Regions from separate parts of the Mus musculus genome. Here region 2 is linked to region 1. Evidence: chromatin loops called from intact Hi-C (ENCODE). Cell type or tissue: gastrocnemius. All regions are shown on one strand. Each heading gives the region's core, and the rest is flanking DNA. Links, peaks and the distances in the headings are about the cores only.

What was found. Hi-C counts contacts between places; a loop is a spot of excess contacts. Peaks named below come from ENCODE experiments on the same cell type or tissue, not always from the same donor. Only the 100,000 strongest peaks of a DNase experiment are listed, where the experiment ranks them.
Region 2: it touches region 1 in a loop (2.2-fold over the local background); 5 of 42 quality-filtered maps call a loop at or near these places.

Annotation. Positions count from the first base shown.
Region 1 is chr8:13,401,937-13,407,569 of GRCm38, reverse strand. Grk1 (G protein-coupled receptor kinase 1) reads right to left here and starts at 2,489. Exons shown (of 7, transcript NM_011881.3): 1 at 1,754-2,489. The coding sequence starts at 2,452. In gastrocnemius, for the core only: no CTCF peak of the experiment used is centred there; no DNase peak of the experiment used is centred there.
Region 2 is chr8:13,738,285-13,743,917 of GRCm38, reverse strand. Cfap97d2 (CFAP97 domain containing 2) reads right to left here. Exons shown (of 4, transcript NM_001101519.1): 4 at 852-1,264. The coding sequence ends at 1,258. All of the region lies in intron 1 of Gm46032 (a long non-coding RNA gene), which reads left to right. Among named protein-coding and RNA genes, the nearest start is that of Cdc16, 17 kb to the left of the region's middle. In gastrocnemius, for the core only: no CTCF peak of the experiment used is centred there; a DNase peak (open chromatin) is centred at 3,386; H3K27ac peaks cover 1,157 bases.

The sequences.
Region 1 (5,633 bases), core at 1,278-3,777:
CCAATGCAGCCTGACCTTCCAGGAGAGCCTGCTTTATGTGAGAACCGCAGGTCATGTCCCCTGGGGATACTAAAGTCTGAAAAGTGTTATATGGGGTTACAGGTCTGTGTGGGTGGCCCAGAACTCCAATTACAGTTCCAGAAAGCTGCAGTTATTTGTGTGTTTGTCATTTTGAGACATGGGCTCACTGTGTAGCCCTGGCTCTCCTAGAACTCTCCATGTGGGCCCAGTGTGAGTTCAGTACTCATACAAGCCCAGCCACCACCTCTACCTCTAAAGGTGTGTGAGACCATACACAAGCTTAAAGGTGCTATTTTTTTTAAGTATGCAGTTTTGTCCCTTTTAATTGAGATACTTTATTTTTAATTTATTTATTTTACGTATGTGAGTACACTTTAGCTGTCTTCAGACACACCCGAAGAGGGCATTGGATCCCATTACAGGTGGTTGTGAGCTACCATGTGGTTGCTGGGAATTGAACTCAGGACCTCTGGGAGAGCAGTCAGTGCTCTAAACCACTGTGCCATTTCTCCAGCCCCTAATTGAGATACTTTAAATAAAAATGAAAAAGCTAAATCATTTTCCAATTTTATGAATAGTTCCAAATTCAAAACAAAATCAGTCACCATGGCCTTTTTTCTAAAAGGCCCTATTTTCTAAAAATATACCTTCAGCAGGGCCGTGGTGGCGCACGCCTTTAATCCCAGCACTCAGGAGGCAGAGGCAGGGGGAACTCTATGAGTTTGAGACCAGCCTGGTCTACAGAGTGGATTACAGGACAGCCAGGTCTACACAGAGACATCCTGTCTTGAAAAACAAGGGGGGGAAAAGAAGAAAAAGAGAAAAGGAAGGAAGGAAGGAAGGAAAGGAGGGAGGGAGGGAGGGAGGGAGGGAGGGAGGGAGGGAGGAAGGAAGGAAGGAAGGAAGGAAGGAAGGAAGGAAGGAAGGAAGGAAGGAAGGAAGGAAGGAAGGAAGAAACTCTATCTTCCACATTCCATGACCTCTTTCTCTCTTCTGTCATACGTTACATCCTAAACATAGTTTTTCCTCCGTCCACTCCTCCCTGTCTCTCCCCGCTCTCCCTTCTCCCATAAAGATCAACATTTAAAGATCAACATTAGACCACCATGAGGTGCATCTCCAAGGCCCCTGGTAAAGACCCCTGGATTTGCCTGACACCTCTCCACTTGCACCTGCTATTTGAACAGGGACCTGCTGGGGGCTAGCATTCATCCCTAAGAGTTTCACAGCATTATCTGTACTGTACAGCCGGGCTGTGGAGGGCTGTGTTCCCTGGACAATAAGCTGCTTTCGCTGATCCTGCCTTAATTAGACACTGACGCCATCAAAGGAGGAATGAAAACATGGCAGCCTGCCTATGTCCTCCACTCATTCTTGTCCCCTAGAAACCTGTGTTCAGGAAAAGTGGTCCTGCACTGCGGCATCACAGATGGCTTCTGCCGCTTGTGAACAGTACCTGATGATGGAAGACTGCCTCACTCTCCTGTATGTAATCACAACAGGAGCCAGAATGTACAGAGAGGTTTCTAGATAACTAGGTACATGCTCCATTGCAGCTCTCCCTCTGAACTGCTCCTGAGCATGGTACAGATGGACTATAGCCCTGCCAGTGGCGGCCTGTGTCGGGGGAGTCCAAATGGCAGCACACATGCGCAGTAGCTAAGGCCCGTGTAGACCTCCGCAGGAAATTCCTCTAGCCTAAGGGCATCCTACTGCTTGCTGGGCTCCCTACCTGGTAGCCCTTCCTCTTCTTCAGCCGTTTCTTGTTGAGCTTCTTGCAGGCATACATCTTGCCAGTCGCCTTCATCTGACAGGCAGACACTTCCCCGAAGCCCCCCTTTCCCAGGACCCTGAAGTCCAAGAACCAGTCTTCACCTATGGGCTGGGCTTCCAACCACTTCCACTGAAGAAACCGCAGGAAATACAAGCTTTCTAGGTACTCCTGGAAGGGCGCCTGGCTCAAGTGCTCCATTGTGGCCTGGAGCAAAGGCTGGAAGAGGCCGTCCTGGCTCCCAGTTGGCCCTTCTTTCACCCTTGTCACCATGCCCTGGTCCAGAAAGTTGCAGAAGAGTGTGCCCTGTGGGTCCAGGTACTCAGCCAGGATGGCTTGTGCCTTCTGTGGCCTCAGGTCATCATCAGCAGTGTCATAGTCCTCAATGTCCTTCCAGAGCTCCAGAGCTGGCACATGTCTCTCGTCTGTCTTCAAGAACTGTTGGAAGAGCCTCTTGCCGATGGGTTGCTCTGAGCACAGGCTCTCAAACTCCAAGCTGAGGTTGTCACGGAGACCCTCACACTTGGACAGTGGGGGCAACCGGAGCTTGGCCAGATATTTCTTGTCTCGGGAAGACGGTGTGCTGCTTCCGTCAAAACTGCCCCGGGCAGCGATGAAGGCAGAGTTGGCCACCACGGTCTCCAAGGACCCGAAATCCATCCTGCTGATGCCCTGTGTCCACTTCAAGTATTAAGACCCATAAGCTGAAGTCATTCTCAAGGCACCAGCAGCCAAAGCAGGCTTGACCCTACGCCCTTGGCCTATGGCCTGTCCCTGCCCTTGTAGGACAAGGGAGATATGCAGCCTTGGCCAGGGTGCTTGGGAACCCACTGAGAGGCCCAGGGAGACCAGGGCTGACAAGTATCTAACTAAATCCCAGCCCTGGGGTCACTGAGGACACCTTAGGGGTGACCAGAAGGTGCCAGAAAAAGACAATCCCCTAAGCTGCTCCAAATCGGATTAGAGTTCAGCTCAGTTGTCTCCCTCTGGTGCTGCCTTCTTGCTCCCTAGGGAAGGGCACACCAAAGGCTCCGGGAAGGCCATAGGGAACAGTTCTATCCTCCCCTGGCCTTGGCAGGTGGACAGGACTTGTCTGTGTCCTGCTGAGACGTGAGTCTGGGGTAGAAGGTAGTCTGTCAGTCCCAGGAGAAACTCCATTTGTATGTGGCTTCCAGGTTGTTTTCTATACGATTTTTTTTAAAGATTTATTTTATTTATGTAAGTACACTGTCACTGTCATCAGACACACCAGAAGAGGACATTGGATCCCATTACAGATGGTTGTGAGCCACCATGTGGTTACTGGGAATTGAACTCAGGACCTCTGGAAGAGCAGTCAGTGCTTTTAACCACTGAGCCATCTCTCCAGCCCAGTCCCCCTGTGCCACCCCCACATACTTTTTAATTTTTATCCTTAAGAAAGTAGCCAGGAAGAAGCCTCCTGATATCAGGAATCTAGAGGGGAAGCCCACAGTGACCAGGGTCCCTGTCTGTAGGCGAAACCGCAGGCACATGTTGAGGAAGCAAGTGTTCTCCTTGCAGACTTGCCAAAGACAGAGGACAAGGATAGGGTACAGGAGACCCACAGGACATCATGTCAAGTTCCCTGTTGAGCCAGAAGATGCATGAGACATGTGCCCAGGGTGCATCTAGGACTCAGGGCAAGGGTGCACCGAAGACAGATATGACACAGCAGGGACTCATCTGGGCATACTGGGGACCCAGCTCAGACCCTGGTCACATCCAGGACACACCTGGGCATGTCACCATCTCCTGGGGACCACGTCTGTCATGTCTGTAGGTACTGCTGACAGTGTGAGGGGGAGCCACAGGAGTGAGCACTTACAGGGAGGAGAAAGGTGTGTGAGAATAAAGGAAACCTGGGAAACCCGAGTCAGGAGGTTAAAGAAATATTCAGCCCACCCCCCTTTCTCTGAAGGGCAGTGGGGCGCTTCAGGTGGGGGCAGGGCCTTCTGTTGTGACTAAGGCCATGAACGGAGAGCCTTCTGGTGAATGACAACCCCCACCCCTGCCACACACACCCACCACCTAGCAAGGGCTTGTGACAGGAAGACTGGCAAGTAAATATTTGAGGTAAACGCGATCTCATTCTCTTGGGGTGACCTGTGCTAGTCCCAGCCCTGCCACCTAAGTAGCTGGTGACCTTGGACAAGACCGTAGCTGACTCCCACACCAATCATGACCAAAGGGGACATGGTGCTTTACCATGGGGTACCTTGCTAGGAGAGCCACCCAGAGCACTGAAATCCATATTCCACCTGCCTCAGAGGGCCTGGGGGAGCTCAGGCCTCCGTCTCTAGCAGGTTCCCAGGTGACTCACATCGAAGCTGCAGAACAGGACCAGGAGAGGGTTGGGGCTGAGGAATCCCAGGCAACCTTCATACCAGGAAGGTCCATGGTAGAAGGGGCTGAGGAGAATTTGCCACCAAAGTAGGATGAGTTCGGTTCCCGGGCCAGACTATTCAGAGGGGGGAGGGTATACTCTCTGAGTATCCTTGTTCAGTTAAACTCTTGAGATAATGGCAGAGCACATACAGTTGTGGGGGTGAGGGAGGAGAGAGGAAGGAGGTAAAGTAGGGAGAGGGGTGCCTCCACAGTAATAGCTCCCCAATTTTCACCACAGCATCTCAGCAGTGGACTCAGCAAGGCACCAGAGCCCTTGAGCTGCCCTTGGTAGACAAAGCCTTTCCCACACCCACTGCCCCCAGGGACCCACAGGCCTGCTCCCTGTGGTTGAACTGTACCACTGGAAGGGGGCTGTGTGAGCGTGGGCCCTTTTGGGAACTACTTTTGGGAGAGCTTTTCCCTCTTGAAGAATCCTCTAGGAATGGAAGGGAGGTGCCCATGGGTCTCTCCTTCTTGTGGCTGAATGTTGTTCCATGTTCTGTGTAGTTGCTCTGTGTCCTAACCAGTCACCCAGGTTTAAATTGTTACACATAATGTGTGTGTGTGTGTGTGTGTGTGTGTGTGTGTGTGTGTGTAAATTCCTTCTTCTCCGGGAAAAATGTCTGGGAGTGTAATTCTGGGTAGCTCTGTGTTTGCGATAAGAAACTGACAAACTGATTTCCAGCTTGTCTATCTTCCTGTCTCACCAGCAGCCCTCAGAGCCTGACACCCACATTCTCACCAGGATTGGCCATTCTACCCTGCTAATGTTTTTCATTAACACATATTAATTGTACAAGACAGTGAGCTTCACTGTGACATTTTCATGCATGTGTAACATTCTCTGAGCACATTCCCTCCCTATTAACTCTCTGGCCTCCTGTCCTCTCCCCAGTGATTTCCCTCCTAGTGCTCCCTCTTCTACTCCCATTCCAGGGAGTGTTTTTGCTCCGATTTTATCTACCTTCTGTATATGTTAGAAAGCCTGCGGCACTTGTCTTTCTGACTGCCTTATTTCACTTAACATGCTGAGCTCTGACTCCACCCATTTTCCTGAACATGAAATTATGTCTTTGTTCTTTATGATTTTAATTTGCCTTTCCCCAAGAGTGAGCCACACAGAGCACTTTCCTATAGGCCAGAGGGACAGCCATGCCTCCACTTTGAAGTATCTAGTATCTTTCCACCATATTGTAACTGGGAGACTGCTTGGGTTTTGAATCTGAAGAATCCTTCACATGTTGGTCGCGTGCCCAGCCCGTTGTCGGATGGTGCCCTTCAGGTGTCTTCTCCACCTGAGGTGGTGGGTTTGTTGGTTTGGTTTGGTTTGGCTCCTCCCACGTCTTCCCTAACGGCTTTTTACTTCCTCTGTTAATGCAAGCTCGCAATCCACCTCCGTCTGGGGGAAAGGCTTGAAACTCAGCTGAGGCATTTT
Region 2 (5,633 bases), core at 2,071-4,570, 340 kb before region 1:
TGAAGTTATACCACTGAAGAATATGAAATTCCAGGGATCCAAGAGATGAAACTCCCCTTCCCCAGTAGCCAGGAACTGCCAATAGTCCGTCAGGGAGCCACAGTGAGTCCTCGTGCGCAGCCGGAAAATGTCTTTTCGCTGCACACCTCCGGCTCTTGCATTATTTCCACCCTTCTATGGCGCACTAAAGGGATCTTTGCAGTCTGGGGAGCTAGCATTCAGCTTATTACTGACCTTCAAGCAGACATTCAAGGGTTCGAGCATAAAGAAATGAAACTAGCTTGCACACACACGTATGTGTGGGCATGTGTACACATACACACATACAAATACAGATACAAACACACACATGCAAACACACATAAACACATACAAACGCATGCACACACATACAAACACACACAATACATACACACATACAAACACACACACATGCACACACATACACACACACTCATAACAGGATAATTGGACTTCTCTCCTCTGAAATGGCTGATCCCGGCTTACACAGAACATGCTTCTTCCTCACGTCCATGGCCAGAAGCCCCATAGGCCTTTGCTGGATGAACAGATGAAAGTGTGCAAGAGGTCTTTTTTCGTTACATCTGAGGCAGATAGGCCAGCAGCTCATTGTTATATAACTGAAATGTGATCTTACCTAGAGACAGGGACTCTCAGACACTCCTTAGTTGCTCTGCAGGACTCACTGGGTTCTTACCTTTTGGGTCTTGTATTCTGGATCCGGGTTAAAGATCTCAAGTTGATTGATTTACATATTTGGTAAACTGAGAGTCACAGAGAGGTTTTTGGTTTGTTTTTCTTTGTTTTGTTTTGTTTTTGTTTTTGTTTTTAAGAGAATTACATACAATCACCCAAACTCATGGTAACTCAGAAAAGTATTAACAGCTAGAAAAGAAAGTCCAGTGTTACTCTGCATATTTTGTTTTTGGTTATCAGTCCAAGAAACACAATAAATAGCTGTGCTATGTCATCTGGTGAAGATTGTGACCGAGCAGCTCCGGAGTGCTGCATCACAGTGCCCATGACGGTCCCTGGAGGCCATGAAGCCAGCCTCAGATGCGAGGCCACCAGCCCCAAGACCTGCACACCCCCACCCCCATCCCCACCCCACCCCAAGGAGACACAGGAAGGCCTCATCGGAGCATCTGGGCCCTGGTCTCCTTTCAGTGGATGGGTTCTGACCCTCACCCCTTTGGCTTCAGGCTGCGCGTCCAGATGAGGCTGTGGCCGTCCCTCTCAGCTCCTGTGGGACAGGAACAGTCACATTCCTTAGGCAAGAGCAGGAAAGCAGGCCAGTTCTCCAGAATGCATGGAGGATGGAGCACCTCCCTTGAATTTTTATTTTTAGAATACACTACATAATCTTTTGTTGTTGTTGTGTGAGGTTGTGTTCGTTTGAGACAAGGTCTCGCATAGCCCAGGCTGGCCTTGAACTTCCTACATAGTTGAGTTTAACTTTGAATCCCAGATCCTACTGCCCTCTCTCTCCCAGTGTTTGGCACCATGCTGGCTCATATCTTTATTTTATAGTGCTTGGGCTGACGTGTAGTAACACTATATTATAAAAGCCTCCCTTTAAAGTGGATGCTTTTGTGGTTTAGAGATATTAATAGATGTATAGCTATAACTACAACATAATTTGAGAACATTATAATCACCAACACTTCACAAACCATAATCCTTAACTATTTCCCCCCAAGTCTTCCGTCCTAGTTTCCAGGAACCAGGGTCACCTGTCTGGGCATCACCTACACGTGACCTTCTGCATCTGGCTCTTTCACTGATGCCTCTAAGCTTCATCCATGAGGTAGCAATCTAAGACCTCATGTTTTTATGGTAGAATAATATTCCATTGGCAGATACGCCTCTTTTTTGTCTGCTCATGACCAGTGTGCACACTAGTGTTAAAATGCTATCCAGATATGGGTGTGTGTACCATTTCATGTGTGTTTGTGGCCCCGGTTCTCTCCTCTACTCGGGCGTGCACTTGCTGTCTAATATTTTTAGAGGAATCAGCAATGTTTTCAAAGTAAGCGCATCACCATAGCATCTCCGGGTTTCTCCACACACCTCACACGCATCTCCAAGCATCATCTGCGGTTCCAGTCGGCTCAGTGACTGTCAAGTGTGAAGTGTGAAGAAGTGTGAAGTATCTCACTAGTACTGACTCCCACTTCCCCAGCAATGCTGGATGGGTCTTTTTTATGTGCTCATTGGTCATCTGTGTATCTTCCTTGGGTGTACATGTCGTCAAATGATCAAACAATTTCTGCTATTTAGTTCTATTGTTGAGACTGACCATTGGCTTCAAGGTATCACCTGAACTCCAGATTTTTGGCTCCATATGATAGAAGTATATGGTGATGAAGGACAGAAACTAAAACTTGTTGTTTTTTTCCAGGGTCGGGAACTTTATAGTCTATTGGCAAATGCTGCTCACTTAACCCTCACAGGGGTGCATGTGGGTGCAGGAGATAAGGTCCATCTGTCTTTACTGATTCTGGGGACCATGGGGCTGTCTTGAAGAGCTTAGAGTGTGTCTACTGCTCCACCATTCAGGAGGAGTTCGTTTATTTGGCTTTATCATTTTGATAATTTCTGGGTTTTGTTTGTTTTCTGGTGTCCGTGTGGAGATGGTAGAGGCTATGCACTTCCACTCACCTATGCCAGGAAGCACCAGGATGGCCAGTGTGTTAGTGGATGCTTTTATAGATAGCCTCCTGGTAGCAGAGCATTTTCTTTTATTGGAGGTAGGGAGCAAGCAGCAATGTGGGAAAAGCTGCCGAGGTGTCTAGGAGAGGGCTGTCTTCTCTGGCATGCCGGTGAGATGGTCAGGGCCAGCAAAAGTTCTAGATGAAGCTAGCCAGCCATCAGGGTGCATTCCAGGTTTCTAGTCCTATAAAGTGGAGTCCTATCCCTTCTCACACCTGCCATTTTCTGATAACAGAATTTTAGGTGTGTGTGTAAAATTTTACTTCTATGAAAGGTTGAGGCACCTATAAGACATCGTGGCACACAATTTTCATCCCAGGACTTGAGAAACGGAGGCAGGCAGATCTCTGGGAGTCCAAAGCTAGCCTCTTTACAGGGTAAGACCCTGTCTCAAAAACTAAACAACAAAAGGCCAAGTCACCTAAGAAGAAGGCCTTCCTTATCTGGTGCAGCCTGTGTCCCTCACTCTCTCCCGTGGACACACAGAGCTAAGGTTCTGGAAATGCCTAAGATGGCCTGAAAGGCTCTTAGCAGGAAGCTGCCTCCCCACCACAGCACAGCTGTTTCCTGTCTTTCACGAAAAGGAAAAAACTCCAGAGCCTCTGACAAATCACCCGTAGGCCCAGAGGTGAACACTGGAGGAGGTGGGGTTGCCCTGAAGAAGTTCCCCTACCCCCACCCACCCCTTGTAGGGCGTACTTGTCCAAGAGCCAAGCTGGCAACATCCCACATGGAGTGTGGGCTGTGGGTGGTAGCTGCAGGGCACGGTTTCCAAGCAGAATAGCCGTCCCTTATGTCTCTGTCTTAGCCTCTCCCTCTCTCAGCAGCTTCACCATTTCCTTTATGTAAAGGAGAGAGAGCAAGATATCCCAATGAGAAAATGAGAGGCTGAGTGGGGAGTTTCTTCCAAGTATTTTCTAGACATTTTCACTGGAAGAAAAAAAAGACAGCCTCGAAAAAATCAACCGTGTGGAAAGGACGGGAGGATAACGAGACAAACAGCCAGCAGAATCAGGAGAGAAAACACAGTACTCAGTAAAAACTCTGGACTCGGTGAAAAGAAAAAGTCATCTTTGCCCTTAAAGGCATCCTTGAATAAAACCAAAGCAGAAACGTTAACAATAAGACATAAACAAATGTTTGGCAAAGGTAGCAATACTTTTTAAAAAAAATTTTTTTAAACTTCCAATATACTTGGGGGAAAAAATAAAAAAATTAGTTTTGAATCCAGGCAGGGTATGCATGCTGGTAATTGTAGCAATTGGGAGGCGGAGATAGATAGAAGGATTTGGGTTCAAGACCAGCCTGACCTACATAGTGAAATCCTGTCTTTAAAAACATCCTTTGATAACTCATTTACACAATGTCAATGACTTATTTTCTACAGCAGCAAATGCTAATGCTCTGTAATTAACCAAGGTTTGAAACAAAACGTTCAGGCTCTCAATGAAGTTAAAAGTGGATTAAATTTCCCTAGTGCTTTGCTAATTAGTAATTGCTTTCTCTTATACATCTCTGCAAATGTGCTTGTCCCAATGGCGCAGGAACTTAGAAGAAATGTTCAAGCAAGTAACAGGAGGGTCATGTGCTCGGAAGTCGTATAAGAGCTAAGTTTAGTGCTTATGGGGACAGTGGGGACTAAGAGGCCAGGTGTCACTGGGAGGAGGTCTGAGGAAGGGAATCTTTGGGCTGGGTCTTGATCAGGGCAGGAACTGTGTCCTAGCATACTTAATTTGGTATCTGTATTTTCCCCTAGAAGAGACTTGGTTGGTTCTAAAAACAGCATCCTGCATAAGGACAGTGAGTGACAATTTAAAACCCCTAATAATTGATTCATTGAGACATCTGTAAGGATGATGACAACAGAACTGAATTGCTCTTAACTTTCAATTAGGAATTTGCCAGTGATTTGGGTTAGGTGGAGAGGAAGGGTTTAGAGTATTAAGTTTTCTGGCAAATTCTTCCTGGCTATTTATGTAATTTTGGTCCTGGATTCTGAGTGGAACAGCTACTTCAGGTCATCACACAGTTTCATACTGAGGTTTGATGGATACAATCTGATCGAGTCACCAATTTCACCAGACTCTCCCCTGAACCTATAATCAATCAGCCGAACTCATTTTTATCTCTGTATAAATAAATTTGGGAAGGGAGAAGGGAGAATCCCCCAGGCTTCACTATGGCTTCCATGATTTGAAACATTTACCCACTGAGTAATGTACCTAAGGCAGTGGACAGCCAAGAATCCGGGAGCACACACCAAGTGACTCTGATGGAGTCAGGAACTTTAGATAGCTGTACATTCACAAGAAAGTGTAGTAGGAACAGCAGCAGTGAGGTTACCTCTATGGGCGGGCTTACCAAGGGGGTGGGGGTGGGGGGCGCAGCCACAAAAGCATCTCCTGCAGGAGAACCTAACTGAGGACTGCCTGAGAGACCAAGGATTCCTGGCACAGAGAATGCCAGCCAATCAGGAACTGCTGTTTAGAAGAGATGCTTTCTCACCAATGGGACATAGGTGGAGGGTACTAAAGGAGCTTGCAGCAGTGCTCAGATGAGCTTGCTGCAGTGTTTCTCACTTGCTCCTGGGGTCTGTGTCATTGACTCTGTGCCAACTCATCCCCAACCCCCGAGGGCAGGCAGGGTCAGGTGGTGAGTTGTCCAGGGCACAGGCGTCAGGAAAGTACTGCAGGTACCTTTTCTCCAGGTGTGTCTGCGCTTGCAGGGATGGCTGGCCACGGCAGCCCTGTCCTCCCGCCGTCTCTGTGCTCTGTACCGGGGCTCTGAGCTTCTGAGTCTCTCTGGGAAGACTTGATTTTGTTTCTGCACCTTCATAAATGCCTGTTCTCTGCTCTTCCTGTTTAGACTCCAGAAAGGAATACACACATTCTTTCGTAGAC